Regions from separate parts of the Mus musculus genome. Here region 2 is linked to region 1. The links are chromatin loops, found by intact Hi-C in ENCODE. Cell type or tissue: heart. All regions are shown on one strand.

Region 1 (8,000 bases):
CTGCTCCAGTGAGCTGTGCAGATGCAAGGTCTAGAAGGAATATTTAGTGGTCACCATGGTTACCATTAGTCATATGAAGTTATAGCTTGTGTGCAGATAGCTCTCTGCACAGCTGTAAAAAGAAAGCAGGCTCCAAAAAGGCAGGCTTGTTGGGGCCCTGAGGAGTTTTCTTCTGTAATATGTCCAGCCCCTTGGGTAATTCATCTTAATATGCGAGTTTAATTCACACTTTTACAAAAATGTAGGCAACAGAGATTCCCAGAATACAAAAGCCAGAAGGAAACCTAGAGGTAATTCAGCCCCAGAAGAGCGAGGTCAAGAACATTAAGGACTGGAAGATACACAATAGGTCACCTAGAATCATTGAAAAAGATGTAATTAGAAGGTGCCAAGGCCAGGACTTCCTCTGCCTTTCCTTGTCCCTCATCCTCAGAGCTCTTAGACTAAGTCTTAGAAAGTCCTGGGTCTGACAAGAATTACCCCAGTTCTTGTGAATGACCCCACACAGATGTGCTAGACTCCTTGAAGGAGGGCTGGAGCCAAGAACCATATCTGTCTGCCAAAACCATGGTAGGCTTGGAATGTCATGAGTTTGGGGATTGGCTAAGTTCAGATGGAGGTCCTGGTTTGCTGGTGCTAACCAGCTATTTCAGAAGTGGTATCCTACCCATGCCAGACCTCCCTCTGTGGTCAAACTTCTTGCTGTCCTTTATAGGCTCTACCCTCCAGGCTCAGTGTCCAACAGAATTTCCCATCCATTAAGCATGCTGCTGTGCCTTATATTCTGTGACTTTGTGATTCTCTGAGGGTAGAAATAAAATTGTGTGTCGACTATCTTAAACAAGAAGTGCCCTGACATTATCCTGAGTGAGGTAACCCAATCACAAAAGAACTCAAATGATATGTACTCACTGATAAGTGGATATTAGCCCAGAAACCCAGAATACCCAAGATATAAGTTACAATTTGCAAAACACATGAAACTCAAGAAGGAAGACCCAAATGTGGACTCTTTGCCCCTTCTTAGAATTGGGAACAAAACACCCATGGAAGGAGTTACAGAGACAAAGTTTGGAGCTGAGACAAAAGGATGGACCATCTAGTGACTGCTGTATCTGGAGATCCATCCCATAATCAGCCTCCAAACGCTGACACCATTGCATACACTAGCAAGATTTTGCTGATAGGACCCTGATATAGCTGTCTCTTGTGAGACTAGGCCGGGGCCTAGCAAACACATAAGTGGATGCTCACAGTCAGTTAATGGATGGATCACAGGGCCCCCAATGGAGGAGCTAGAGAAAATACCCAAGGAGCTAAAGGGAACTGCAACCCTATAGGTGGAACAACATTATGAGCTAACCAGTACCCCGGAGCTCTTGACTCTAGCTGCATATGTATCAAAAGATGGCCTAGTCGGCCATCACTGCAAAGAGAGGCCCATTGGACTTGCAAACTTTATATGCCCCGGTACAGGGGAACGCCAGGGCCAAAAAGTGGGAATGGGTGGGTAGGGGAGTCGGGGGGAGGGTATGGGGGACTTTTGGGATAGCATGGGAAATGTAGATGAGGAAAATCCCCAATAAAAAAGAAAAAAAAAAAAAGAAGTGCCTTGAATCTAGAAGAGCAGCTTGCTTTTGTAATCTTAGCACTTGAGTGGTAGAAGCAGCACAGTGGTGAATTTAAGACCAGTCTGAGCTACCTAGCTAGGTCCAGGCTAACATACACTACATCATAAGATATATGGCAAGACTGGGACACTGGTTCAGGGGAGAAAGCCAATATGAAAACATTACTAGTGCGATTAATGAACTTTAAATACTATCTATATACTAAGTAGTAGCACTGCATCTATTTTAACCTTGGTGAATTTGATGATCCTGATCTAAATGAGTTAAATGAGAGGAAAGAATAAAAGAAAATGAGACAAAACATTAAACCAGATGCATCTAGCTAGATGACTAGAGGTGAATCTTTACATTCTTAATTTTCTATATAAATTTGAGATGGAGTCAAGGATATACATTTTAATTTCTTCCAATTTAAATTCCAATTTTAAATTCTTTCAATTCAATGCAGATGTCAGGTAAGGGCACACAATGTAAGCTCAAATTTACAGTTCCAAAACTCATTTAGCTCTACCATCCAATGCTGACCAAGTGAGAATATACAGAGACTTAGTCTTTGAGAGACATTGAGTGTCGTCAGTACAAATGCTTGTGAAGAATTATGCACTTTGTTTCCTGGGTTTTTTGCTTTCTAGATGATCAGAAATGGCCACCCCCCCTAAATTGTATGTAAACACAGAGAGACAGAGAGAGAAAGAACAAGAGAGATGGGGGGGGGGCGCATGGAACAGAATTGTTGTGACTTAGCACTTCACAGAGAGATTCCCAAGACCCCTTATCCACTTTCTGTACTGCAGATAGTCCTGATGCAGATGTGCACACCCCTGCTAAATAAGCAGAGACCCTGCTCACCTTTCTCAGAGAGATCTATAATCTATAACTGTATTTGCCTCAAGAAGACTTGGTCACATGCTTCAACAATGCAAGGAATCAACAAGCTAGACATTACAAAGATTTTGAAGCCAAACATTTTGCTAGACCATATGAAACCATATTGAACATAGTCATTCATACTCATGTTGATTCAGATGACAAAATCAACCACACATTGCCTTGTGTCTTGTGGGGGTAGCAAGTGTTCACCAGTTCTGGGCCTTTCCAGATGTTTCTAGTACTTCCTCTCTGTGTATGTGTACCTGGCTCACCCACCGGTATGCAGCCAGGTTATGATAAATATTAACAACAGCTGTTCTCCTTGGCATTTTTTTTGGTCTCTTCTACTATGTAACATCTTTCAGTTCTCTGAGACACAGTAGCTCTGCATTCTTCAAATAGCACAATAGAGGTCCAGTCAAGTCTGAGCAAGCCTGTTAAATTCTGAGCATCACTGTCAGTCAGAATCGTAATACTTATATAAATACCCTTTGACCCTTCATAGTTTTCTCTTCTGCCATGAAGTTTTATGGTACTTGTTAAGGTCCTCCATGTGTCTTTAAACACTACCTCAGAAATCCATGGGCACCCTGCACATCATTCAGTGTCATACTTATTACCACACATTTTCCCAAGTAACTCATCTTAAAGGTCTTATTTTGAAAAAGGTCTGCATCCTGTGCCCTGCAAGAGGAAGCTGAGCTGTGAGTGGTGTGTTTCAGAGGTGACTTTCTGTCCTCCTTGTTGACCTCAAGCTGCCTCATCACTTTGTGATACCTGGACAGGGCACTGGTTCCCAAAAGTACACAGGACTGACAACCTGAGCCAAGAAGGCAGACATGTTTCTAAGAGAGTGGGCTTAAATCAGGGAGAACCGTTCTTCTGCTTCCGAGTCACGCAACCATGGACAACTCAACTCCTTTGACCCTTAGGTTTAGAGTCTTTAAAATGGCATGTTTATATACCTGCCTTATAGGGAAGAGTTAAATGATGCTTGTAATGCATGAAGCATGGGCCCCCAGAAAGAACAACAACTCGTCTTACTTATTACATTATATACTCCGTGAGCTTGTACCTGGGGAGGGAGAAGAGGAAGATAGATGTCCTTGTATCCTCAACTTTTCCTTCTGCAAAAGGGGTTTTTCCTTTTTGCTTGTTTTTAGAGCTACTGGCACAGTTGAAAATGTACAAGTATAAGCAAATACAAAATAAAACTCAAGTCCCCACATCACTTCCTGCAAGCTCCTTGGGTGCTCCTCGTCTTGCCATTGCTTTCTCAACTAACCTCACTTTGGGAGAACTGTTCCCTTTGCTCTTCTCTCCTCTTTGGGAGAAATACTCTAGTGTATTCTATCTGAGCATGCTCCTTCAGCTCTCAGTTCAGCCGGTGTAAAGTCAGCTGGATGAATTCAACTTTCTCAGTCTCTGAGAGGGTCTCATTATTAAATGCCTCTGTAGCATTCAGACCTGAAGGCCACTTTGCATGGTATTCCATCACAAGTCCAACAAGGGATAACAGCTAGGACTTCCTGAGGGTTCAATTAGCTGAAACATCTTCCAAAAGAAAGTGAGAAAAAGACCATCGCAAAACCAAATGCAGCGTCCTACCTCGAAAAACTAAAACAAGAGATGGTCAATCTTCAGAAATGTATGTCAGCAATATAACTTACAACTCATGGTCCAGAAGTGACCTGTGTGACCAGAGGGATGAGACCCTTGGCCAATGAGACCAAACGGATCAGTGTTCTTGTTTGTCTGAGGTGGCAAAGGAAAGTCAGACAGATCTTTGGAGAACAAAGAGAGGAATTTAGACCCTTACTGAAAAATCCAGCTCTAAATTACTCCTTAGTTTATGGCTTTGAATCTTACCCCAAGTCACCCTTGAAATACTTGGGAGGTCAGCTGGGGAGAAAGACATACAAAAGTTTTGAAAAAAAAGAACAACTAGGATCCATAACTCTGATCTTGTCCTGTGATAAGCTCATGTTCCAGGGCATGGGCTATAGTTCTTTCCAAAGTCTGCAGTTCTGAACTAAACACGGTCAGATAATTGCTTGGCTAGTAACCCACACCAAATCCCCACACTCCACAGTGATTCATTCTAAAAATCTCGCTCAGAAACAAGCCCCAGCTCGGAGCACGGTGGGGGAGGGCCTTCCACACTGACTCTCTTAGATGGAGAGAAGGGGATGCTTCCCAGCTGCTCGCCACTGGGCAGAACCTCGGGGTGAGCTCATATTTGGAAACAGGAGATGAACGGATAGCAAAGATTAATGAGGTTCTGGAACAGCAAGTTTAAACAGTTGTGCTCGTGAACCCGATGTGATTACAAACCAAGCAAAACTAGGAGACTATGTGGCTGGCTTACTCTTCTGTATTGGGCCACCCTAAAACAGCTGCATCTTGCTGCTTTCCTGGCTATCCCCGGACAGTGATGGTTTACAAGCTCAAGTCTCAGTTTAGATACTTCTTCCCCCCACCCCCCAAATCGGTATTTACTTGTCAATTTTGATATTATAATATAATTATGTTTCTTCCTTCCCTCTCCTTGCACCAAACTCTAACATACACTCCTCTCCACTCTTTCTTCAAATTCATGGCCTCTTCTTAGAAGGAAGAGAGAGAGGAGGAGACATTCAATGAGATATCCAGGGCTGAAGGAGGACATGTTGTCCTGTCGTTTAAAAATCTTCTAATCTCTTCTTTCCCTGAAATTACTTAGTAATGGCATATATCTGACATGATCCAATTTGTAAGATACTGCCTCAATGGAACTTTGCCAATACAGCTTAATCCTAGCAAGGTAGAGAAACTTGAGTCTGGAACAGCAGCAATGAGCAACCTGGAGCTTTGTGACGCAAGGGACTCAGCCTGAGCACTAGAGCTTAGAGCTTGAAAGGCAGCATAAAATGTTCATACTGGCTTTTTTCTTTTAAACAGTGTGTTCTCCATTGCCCATGACTCCCACTATAAAATGTGGCAAAACAACTGCCCATTTGGGGTTGTAGAGATGGCTCAGTGGTTAAAAACACTTACTGCTATTGCAGAGGACCAAAGTTCAGTTCCTGGAGTCCACATTAGCAAGCCAACAATTGCCTATATCTCCAGTCCTAGAGGACTGCATAAACATGTATATATATAAGCTCACACAAACCCAAACATATATATATATATATATAGTAGCTTTGCAAATGGTCTATATTTGCTTGTACATCTACTGGGCAAAAAACAAAACAAAGCAAAACCCTTTTGTAATGGAAACTTGCTAAGAGAACTTAGGTTAAACTATGGTACAAAATATGTTTTGATCTCAACAACCAATAGTTTAAGATCCAATTCAAAATGGAAGAAGACCACAGAAGAGGCTCATTCTTCAGGCTGAGTTATATGCAAGGTCAAAAGAACTAGTCTAATTTGGAAAACCAAGCCAGGTATAGCCTCAAACCACCCTTAAAAGTCAAGAGAGAATTAATCACCAAATGATGGTACCAAGGTTCTGTTAGGGCCACTTCCGAGAGAGTAACAAAACTCCCCCCCCCCCCCCAGGCTATGGCAAACAGAAAAGAGCCTTGCCCCACCTGTATTCTTGCAAAGACACAGTGCCTTTCTAGGATGCTCTACAGGCAAGAATGACCATGAACCTCCACACGCCTCGATCAGTTTGTGCTGTCAGTGCTTACTTCTGTTTGGGCCTGGAATAAATAGAAAGATGTAGGCATTCAATGGACAGTTGGCAATATTGAGATTTACTGTCACTCAGCACCAGAAGCAACATTTTACAAACACCATTCTCTGGGACCAAAACACAAGATGGGTCAGGACTATGGCTCCAGCCAAAGACTCTAGAGCAGGGTTTTCCAACCTATGGGTCCAGACGTCTTTGGGAGTTGAATATCAGACATCCTGCATCTCAGATGTTTACATTACAATTCATAACAGTTGCAAAAATTACAGTTGTTAAGCGGTAGCAAAATAATTTTATGGGTGGGGGTCACCATAACATAAGGAACTGTACTAAAGGGTTGCAGTGTTAGGAAGGATGCAGTCTGCTGATCTACAGGAAAACAAAAACAGGGATGCTAGAAAGAACGTTCTCAGGGAGATGAGAAAGAAGATGGGAGTCTTCATCTCCTAACAGGCCACCTGACAGGCTATTAAGGACTGTAGAGGCACAGGCCAGAGGCAAGCTGAAGGTAGGAGCCACATGTGAAGGGGAGGGAAAAGCTCTTAGGCGCCTCCTGCCCGTGCAACAGCAAAAGCAAGGCTCCTGGGGTTAGCTCTGGCCACAACCCAGATGGGTTCTGAAACCTGTTGGAGCTGGAGTGGTGAGTAAGGGCTAAGTGGGTTCTGCTAGAAGTATAAAGAAAATAGAACTGATGTCCTGGTTTGCTTTAAAAACTATAATGCAATATTTAAATTTAGATATGTAAACTCTATCAGTTCAACTTGTACCCCTCCATCCCTGACACCCTGCAAAGTAATCGACTGTATCACACACCCATGAGGCACAAGATGGAAACTAGTAATTCCTCCCTTTCCTGCACCCCCCAAATTGCCACGTAGGCTTCCGACGTCACCCTGGCTCTCCTCATCACAGTATGGCCTCTGGCCTTAATCTTTCTCATGGAACCTTTTATTATCTAGCCATGTAGTATCAGAAAAGATAATTTAAAAAAAAAAAGGAAGGAAGGAAGGAAGAGAGAGAGAAAGAGAAAGAGAGAGAGAGAGAGAGAGAGAGAGAGAGAGAGAGAGAGAAAGAAGGAAAGAAAGACCTTCTCAAAGCTCTGTTTCTGCTTTTTCCATCTTCCTTTGTTTCTTTCTTTTTCTTTTCACTTATACCAAAAATGAATAGAACCCCACCACCTCCAAGCTTCCATCCAAAGCTCAGGGGAGCCCCTAAGGTGATTAGAAACAGACACACTTCATCTCTGGTCTGGAAAAGAATAGAAATACTGGAGGATTGTGAACTGTGGGAAAAAAAAATTACCCGAAGTAACACAATGCATCTATGATCAATGAGTAAATGAAGGAAGATTGCCTGTCTAGGAAAAAAAGAACTCTGCACTGGTCTGCAATCTAATGTCCACCCAAGAGGAAACTTACAGTCATGTGATTTATGAATTATCATATGTAACATTCCTGTAGTGTTTACATAGAGGGCCCCCTGTGTTGTAATTAAGGGAGCCAGTGGGGTGCCTCTGCTCGCTGCTAACTAAATGAATTTTGATCTGCTTGAATCAGGAAAAGTGTGATTGTGTGAAATTTCAGTTGCTCAGCGCTCCCCCTTGACAGTACAAATCAGTCTCTGTCTCCCTTGGCACAGCTTTAATTATCTCATTAGAGCCTAATTGCCGACTCTTTACGAATAACCAACCAATCACTCTGAGTACGGTTTCCCCCTTACCTATGTGTATTTCTCTTTGTGTCCCTGAAAGCTAAGGAAGGTAAAAGGAAGTGTAGTTTGACTCAAGGGCCTTGAGACAAACCCAAAATATTATC
Region 2 (8,000 bases), 78 kb before region 1:
CAGAGTTTGTGAAGTTAGAGAATGTGCTTAAGGGGAGAAAAGAGAACTCATTTCACCTGACAGAGTATTCACCTCATATACAGAGCAGCTTCTTTTGCTATGTAAAGAATCCTTGGTGTTCTTGGCAGAATAAACTAAATTAGTGTATGAAGAAGCCCTTGAGAAGACAGAAGAAGCCCTTATGTGGGTCAACATAAGTAGACCCATGAGTTTGAGACTTCAAATGCTTGTGAGCAAAATTTGGCTTTGTGTAATGAAGGATAGAATGAGTGTCTGCATAAGAACATTTGCAAAGGCTCTACCTGTGGAAGAGGCTCTCATCTATGGAAGGGTGCTGCTGGCCCACCTGAGTCACGGCAGGCAGATTTCCACACTTGGAACTCTTCCTCCCAGCCGGCAGGGCTGCTGAGTCAAGGCTCCTTCTCTGCTGGTGGAAAAAGCTCATTCTCTGACCAGTGAGTGTCACACAGAATTCTCCCTCCCGACATTACCAGCCAGTTTTTACCTTAAAGTTACATGTGTCCCTTACCTTCTCTTGGATTCTACTGAATCCAACTCAAAGTACCACAGATTAAGATCATGATTGCCCCCCTTCTATCTCCTTCCAGCCCAACTTCTCTTTCCTGCCTTTCTGTTTATTCAGCAAATACCTCTTAAGCACTTCTGCATAGATCACCAGCACCACTGCTAAAGGCGTCACTGACCAGCAAAGCCTTGTCCCTCGCAGCCCTCTATAGCCTTATAACAACTAAGATCTGCTGTTGTGATTTGAACAAGAAACAGCCCCCAGAGGCTCATGTGTTTGAACACTTGGTCCCAAGATGATGAAATTGTCTAGAGACATCTGTCAGACATTTATGAGGTAGGATCTAGCTTGAAGATGTAGGTCACCAGGAGCAAGTTCTGGTGGAGAAAGGGGAGGAACTGTATTATTCCTGTCACCTTCATGTCACCCTCTCTGCTTCCTGGCCTCCGGCCATGACACAGAACAAGCCTGCCTCCAGCCATGACACAGATAAGATTTCAATGCAAGCACAGGGTCATCCGTTCCCTGTTATAGTCGACTGAAGTATTTGAAACGATGACATAAAAATAAACCCTTCCTTCCTTACATTTCTTTTGTCAAATATTACCACAGTGGTGAGAAAAAGTCACCACCCTACTGAGCCCCTATTCCCACGTCTTCCTGCATCTAACCTCTCCAAGCCTGACTTAGACAGGCCAACTCGGCTCTACCACAGTTCTCCACTTCTGCCCAGTCCCTCTCAAAATCAGACCCTTCCATGGATAGACCTAACTGTGTGATGCTTGTAAGCCATGCCGCTCAAGGTGTGATGTGTGGGTCTCCAGCGGCTGTATCATCTGGTAACTTGCTAGACATGCACAACAGAATCTCCCTTTATTGCCACACCCAAGATCACTTACATATGCTCATGACATACTGTCTGACAGTACCAGTCCAATGTATGGATTCTCACGTAACAGTTTATGGCAAAGGCTAACAAAGCTATAGCCAACTAGGGTAATAAGGTTTGTTAGCCATTTTAAAATAGTCTCTGAGATAAGAATAATGACACTAGTGGGGGAATCAAAAGGAGGGTCGTTATTTCCCAACACATGAAATGGTATGAAGTCCAAATATTAGTGTCTACAAGTATAGCTTTGTTGGAACATATGTCCATTCATTAATATTTGCCTATGCCTACTTTTACACACAATGGCAGAGTTGAGCATTTATAGCAAAGACTGTATGACTGGTAAGTACAATAATATTTTATATCTGGTCCTTTTCAGAGGTTTGGTGACTCTTGTTTTTAGAAGAAAACAATCATGATCAAGTGGGAAAAAGAATGAGCTAGAAAGAGAGTTTGGTAGCGTGGTAGTTTGGCGTGCTGCCAAGCCTGATGACCTCAGTTCAACCTCAGGAAACCACCTAAGAGGGGTGCCAACTCCCTCCTCTGTCCTCTGACCTCCATTCATGCACACACATACATGCACTAGGTAAATGAATGTCAAACAATTAAATAATAGAACTGCCAGTTATGAGGTAGGAAGGGGAAGAAAGTAAATAGCTGAGCAAGTGAAGTTTCCTCCTGAGTGCTAAACCCTCTGGTGACCCAGCTGCTGCAGAGTGGGAGCTTGTATCTGTTACCCTCATCACTTCCCGCTGATGATTGCTCCCCGTGGAAACGCAGAGGTGGGCTTTAAACATGACAAGAGAGTGTGTATGTTGGGGGGGGGGGGGTTGTCCCAGAGGTTCAGAGTTGAGGAGGGATACATGGAGGATTTGAGGTTCACTAGCTTCACGACACAGTCTTCACTTAGGTTCATACTCCTCAAACAAAATCAGTGGCCGGGGAGGGGGCTATCTCTAGCCCTGGAGAGCTAAATGACTCACTACTTCTATTGAAAGGAATGCCTAAAAATGAAAGCATTCCAGTTTGAACATCACAGCCGCTCTGCCTGCAGCCCTTCTTTTTTCCACATTCCATAATTTCATGTCTCCAGGAGACCAGTTCGGACTTTATTCATGATCTAAACGTTCACACAGCGGTACACTTCGGAGAATGGTAGTTATTATGATTTACTAAGAAATGTTCTGTAGGTTGCTTTTTTCTTCCATTCCCATTCTCTCAAACTTTATGGCCTTGCCTTTTCCTTCTGTATTGCCAGCATGAGGACAATAGTCAATAATTTTAAGAAACCATTTTCGTAGTTTCAAAAAGCTTCTACCTAAAGAACAGCTCGGGTGTCGGGGAGCAGTGCAGTTGATAAGAATGCTTGCGTGAAGCTGGGCGGTGGTGGCACACGCCTTTAATCCCAGCACTTGGGAAGCAGAGGCAGGCGGATTTCTGAGTTCGAGGCCAGCCTGGTGTACAGAGTGAGTTCCAGGACAGCCAGGGCTATACAGAGAAACCCTGTCTCAAAAAACAACAACAACAACAACAACAACAACAACAACAAAACAAAAACACCCCCCCCCAAAAAAACAAACAAACAAAAATGCTTGCATGGAGCTCTTAGATTCAATCCCCAGTCCCACATAAACTTAGTTGAAGGCAGATTCTGTCGTCCCATACTCTGTTGGTAGAGGCAGGAGGATTAGAAGATCAGTTATCCTTGACTAAGCAATGACTTGGAGGCCAGCCTGTGCTACGTAAGGCCCACAGTTTAAAAATAAATAAATGGGGCCAGCAAAAGTTTCATCAGGTAAAGGTGTCATGGCCACCAGAGTTCTACCCCTATAAAGGTGTTAGGAGAGAACCAACTCTACAAACTTGTCCTCTGACCTCCACGTAGACCGCACTACACATTACCACACATATACACTGCATACACACACACATTGACAATAGTAATATGTTTTAAATGATGATGAAAAACTTCTCAAATGTGTTCAACTCAAAACATAAGGGATTATTCTAAAAGTGCACACAACATCCAACTCCTTCAAATGACAAAAGGATTTGAAATTATGAGCCTTGAGGAGGCCATAGTTACTTGAGAATGTTTCCTGAAATTTATCAGGAAATGAAGGAAGGCAAAGGAGGAAGAATTGAGATCTTTATCAACCTGTAGCCCACGTGTCTTTTTGTTGTTGTCGTTGTCGTCATCATCGTTGTTGTTGTTGAGAAAGTTTTTGTGGCTTTAATGTATCATGAGGCATTGAAACATCTGAACAAATCAGTATCTAGGCGGTTGGTGAGGCAGCTGTTTTCCCTTCACTCCTTCGGGTTACTAAAGCAACTTGTCAGTAGATTAAAAAATAAATAAATAAACCAAAACCAAAACCCGACCATCTTTTGCATTACTTAAGTCCTTCCAAGGCATGCGCTGGTACAGCACAAACGTTTCCTGTCAGATGGCGACTCGTCTAGCATCCAAACATCATGCACAGCACCGTGGTGACAGAAGCCCACTGCACCCGTTCCCGCCTGGCCCTGCTTGTTGGTGTGTGATATTTGGAGCATCTGGAGGAGTGAGCTAGGATTGGGAAGAGGGAGGGGGAAACAGCGTGACTGTCTGGCCAGGAGGAGGTCAACCGAAGTTGTGCAGGACAAGCCTGAACATGTCATTGGTGCAAACACAAGCATCGTTGATGTTCTTTAATAGAAACATCTGGTGGAAATCCATGATGGGATCTTCATCAGCCTTGAGTTGGCCGACAACCATGCTGATGATGCAGCTATCTGCTGTAGGCTGATGGTCCTGTGCTGAGATACTATGCTGAATTTTCTGGAATGGAAGGCTAGATTACTTCTCCAACAATGGCAGCTTTCCCCTGGAATTGCATGATGCATCAATCAGTGTAAGTTGTGCCTAGTTGGGTTCTGCCATTATCAAATAACTGATAGTAACGCTGAATGAAGCTGGATCCAGTCTGCTCCCAAACTGGCTTCTCTCCTGTCCTGGAGAGTCACCCACCCCTCTGAGACCCGTGGGGCTGGCACGATGGCTGCAGCGGCAGCGGTGGCAACTCAGCGCAGTCTCCCACAAGTCTTTTCAAGAGATGTCATCTGACTTAACACAACTTTGCTTAGAGACATCAAGTGTGTACTCTGTGGGTGGCACAAGGTCAGGTAAATTCTAGACATCTTGAAGACATAAGAAGCCCATTTTTTTCCATCTGGAAAAGCAGCTTCATTTTCTATTTTCAGCTGGAAATTTTGGCAATCGATTCAGTTAGACTGTGTTTACTGAAACATTTAGGTAGGAGGGGAGATCTCAGTCAAGAATTTTTCATCTTCCACAGCCTGTACACACACACACACACACACACACACACACACACACACACACACACACACACAAGATATTACTGGAAATGCTTTCAGATTTGTTTATTCCCAAATAATGTGCTCTATATTCATTCTTAGAGAAAAAGGAAGAATTCCACAGAAAGAAATGCTTCCATGACTGGCTGAGTCATTCTGGAGAGATGTTTCCAGTAAGCCACATTATGCTGGATGCTGTTCAAGAGAGAAAAACCCAAGCCCACTGAGCTTCAGTGGGCTGTGTGGGTGGGTTTACTCGAGTACAAACATCAAATACAGCCATTGGAACCCGTATCCTGGGAAACAAGAGAACGGCTCCCCATCCCAACTGGGATTTTACAAGTTCTATTTTAGCCAAATAATAAAAAGTGAATAAAAAAAATGGGTGTAAATTAAAAATGCCCCAGTGACATTCATTGTATTATTTTCCCCCCTCAGACTCCTGAAATTGAAATTGGATGTTATAAAATTCAAGCTTCTTTTTTGCAAAACTTTGATGTCTCTGGTAGACTTTCACATTTCTATTTAAAAACTGCTGATGAACACCCCACCTACAGCATGCCCCCCTTCCTTTGTCAGATAAATAGTCACCCTGGAAAGGCTGTGATTATGAGATTAAAAAATCATTTGCATTTTATAACTTTTCTGTCAATTTTTCCTTACAAGAGTAAAACTATAAACAATTTGAATACTAAATTTCACTCTAACGTCAAGACCATACACAATCAATCAGCTGAAAATTGGACACTAAAATTTCCAATGTTCCAAAGCACATTGATAAGGAACCCCAATTTCATTCATATCGCTGTAATTCAGGGTACTGTTGATGATGCTGTTGCAGCCAATTTGCTGTTGACCAAATAGTACACCACTTGGTGAGTCCTTTTCTTTCTCTCTTTCTCTCTTTCTCTCTTTCTCTCTTTCTTTCTTTCTTTCTTTCTTTCTTTCTTTCTTTCTTTCTTTCTTTCTTCCTTCCTTCCTTCCTTCCTTCCTTCTCTCTCTCTCTCTCTCTCTCTCTCTCTCTCTCTCTCTCTTCCTTTTCTTTACTGAAATTTATTTATTCACTTTACACCCTGATCACTGCTGCCCCTCCTGGTCACCCCCTCCCACAATCCTTTCCCCCATCCCCCTCCCATCCTCCTCTGAGAGAGTGGAAGCCCCCCTAAGTATCCCCCCACCCTGGCGCATCAGGTCCTCTCCCACTGAGGCCAGACAAGGCAGCCCACCTAGAAGAACTTATCCCACAGACAGGCAACAGCTTTTGGGATAGACTCTGCTCCAGTTGTTCAGAACCTACAAGAAGACGGAGCTAAGCATCTGCTACATATATATGGGGTTGGGTATAGGCCCCACCACCCATGTATGCTCTTTGGTAGGTGATTCGGTCTCTAAGAGCCCCAAGGGTCTAGGTTAGTTGACTCTGTTGGTCTTCCTATGGAGTTCCTATCCATTGCAGGATTCTCAATCCTTCCCCTAACTCTTCCATAAGAGCACCCAAACTCCATCCATCATTTGGCTGTGGGCCTCTTCATCCGAGTCAGCTGCTGGGTAAAGCTTCTCAAGTGACAGCCTTGCTAGACTCCTGTTTTCAAGCATAATGGAGTATCATTAATAGTGTCAGGGCTTGGTGCTTGCCCATGGGATGGGTCTCAAGTTGGACCAGTTATTGATTGGCCATTCCTTCAGTCTCTACTTCATCCCCTGTCTTTGCATTTCTTGTAGACAGGATAAATTTTGGGCAGAAAGTTTTGTGGGTGGGTGGAGCCCTACTCCCTCCACCTGAGGTTCTGCCTGACTACAGGGGGTGGCCTCTTCAGGTTCCATATTTCCAATGCTGTGAGACCCAGCTAAGGTCACCCCCATCGATTCTTTCTTCTTGGCATCCTAAAATAGCAAACGGCTTAGAACTTGTATCACTCTGGGAACCAATTATCAAACAGCACTCTGAGACACTAAATTTACTCTGAAGAATTTTTTTAATGTAGAACTTAACATTTTTATCTGTCAAGTTTGATTGCAACACTCCAATTTTTTCTTTCTCGGCAGAGGCTGAGTAGAGGTCTGGAGACACTGCTGTGGGAAGTCATTCCTGAGTGTGAAGAACATGTACTTCAAAATGGCTCGGGCCTCCATTATGGTTTTCTCCATTCCTAGACCCTCAGCCTTCCTCACTGTTAATAGAGAACTATTAAACCAACTCTTAGGAAATGATACACTTTCATGCAAACTCTAGACATTGAACAGCTGTCATGTATCTAACATTTCCAGATAGATGATACCTCTGAAGAGTCCTTCATTCTCACTGTGTTGATAAAAGATAAACAGCGCTTTGGATAATTTCCTTAATACACATGGTAATTAATTAGTAGGTTAAGATTTGAACCTGTACCTGACAGATCTTAATGCCACTTTTGCCTTTGAGGAGTCTAGGTATGTAATGGCTTTGGCTTCCTATCTTTAACCTTGTCTCTCTAGTCTCAGAGAGGCTCTCTCATGTATATTCTGATTTTTAACACCAATTTGGACACCCTGTTCTTTTTCCTTGATAGTGTTCATGATTATGCTGGATTCGGTTCTTCTTATCTATCTAGTTCTAGGTGTGCAATACATGGATGATCTTTAGGCATTTACATTCACCCATGGATATTTTCTTCTAAGCTACTGGTAAAATTTGCAAAATACTAATAAAAATAATATTCCAGAATGATTTCTCTCTAAGACAGCCTGCATGTACATTAAACAACCCTTAATTCACCCTCTTGTCCATAGACCTATAATATCAATTTTGTTCATTATATTGATGAAACTATGTCATACACCCTTTTTTCTGGTCCATCACTCTAGTAATGTAATTGCTGAACAGTGGACGTTATTGGTTCTTTAACCTGAAAAGTTCAAATCTAGAACTAGGTTGATAAGAGGCTCAAATAATGGCACCAAGAACCAGTCTCTCCACTTGCGGGTTCTGTGCTTCTCAACCTCAGACTCTACATGAAGATAACTCTACGAGTTGTCTGTCAGCAACTGCAGGATTCCATTCCATAAAAGCCCTACATGCAAATTATAGTCACTGTTTTAGGAGGTATAGAAAGCAAACATATCAGTCAGAGAGCCCTTGACCACACAAAGGCAGGATGGTCTAATGCAGCACTTCTTAACCTTCCTAATGTTACAGCCCTTTAATATAATTCCTCATGTTGTGGTGACCTCAACCATAAAATCATT

The links. A loop is a pair of places that touch in the nucleus more often than their neighbours do. Peaks named below come from ENCODE experiments on the same cell type or tissue, not always from the same donor. Only the 100,000 strongest peaks of a DNase experiment are listed, where the experiment ranks them.
Region 2: a loop joins it to region 1, with 1.9 times the contacts of the local background. A loop is called at or near these places in 2 of 42 quality-filtered maps.

What each region holds. Positions count from the first base shown.
Region 1 is chr10:111,686,527-111,694,526 of GRCm38, reverse strand. Gm30624 (a long non-coding RNA gene) reads right to left here. Exons shown (of 6, transcript XR_001779641.2): 2 at 6,080-6,193. Among named protein-coding and RNA genes, the nearest start is that of Gm30624, 5.5 kb to the right of the region's middle. In heart, no CTCF peak of the experiment used is centred here; a DNase peak (open chromatin) is centred at 4,706; H3K27me3 peaks cover 250 bases.
Region 2 is chr10:111,764,183-111,772,182 of GRCm38, reverse strand. It overlaps the pseudogene Gm46193. Among named protein-coding and RNA genes, the nearest start is that of Gm30624, 83 kb to the right of the region's middle. In heart, no CTCF peak of the experiment used is centred here; a DNase peak (open chromatin) is centred at 3,942.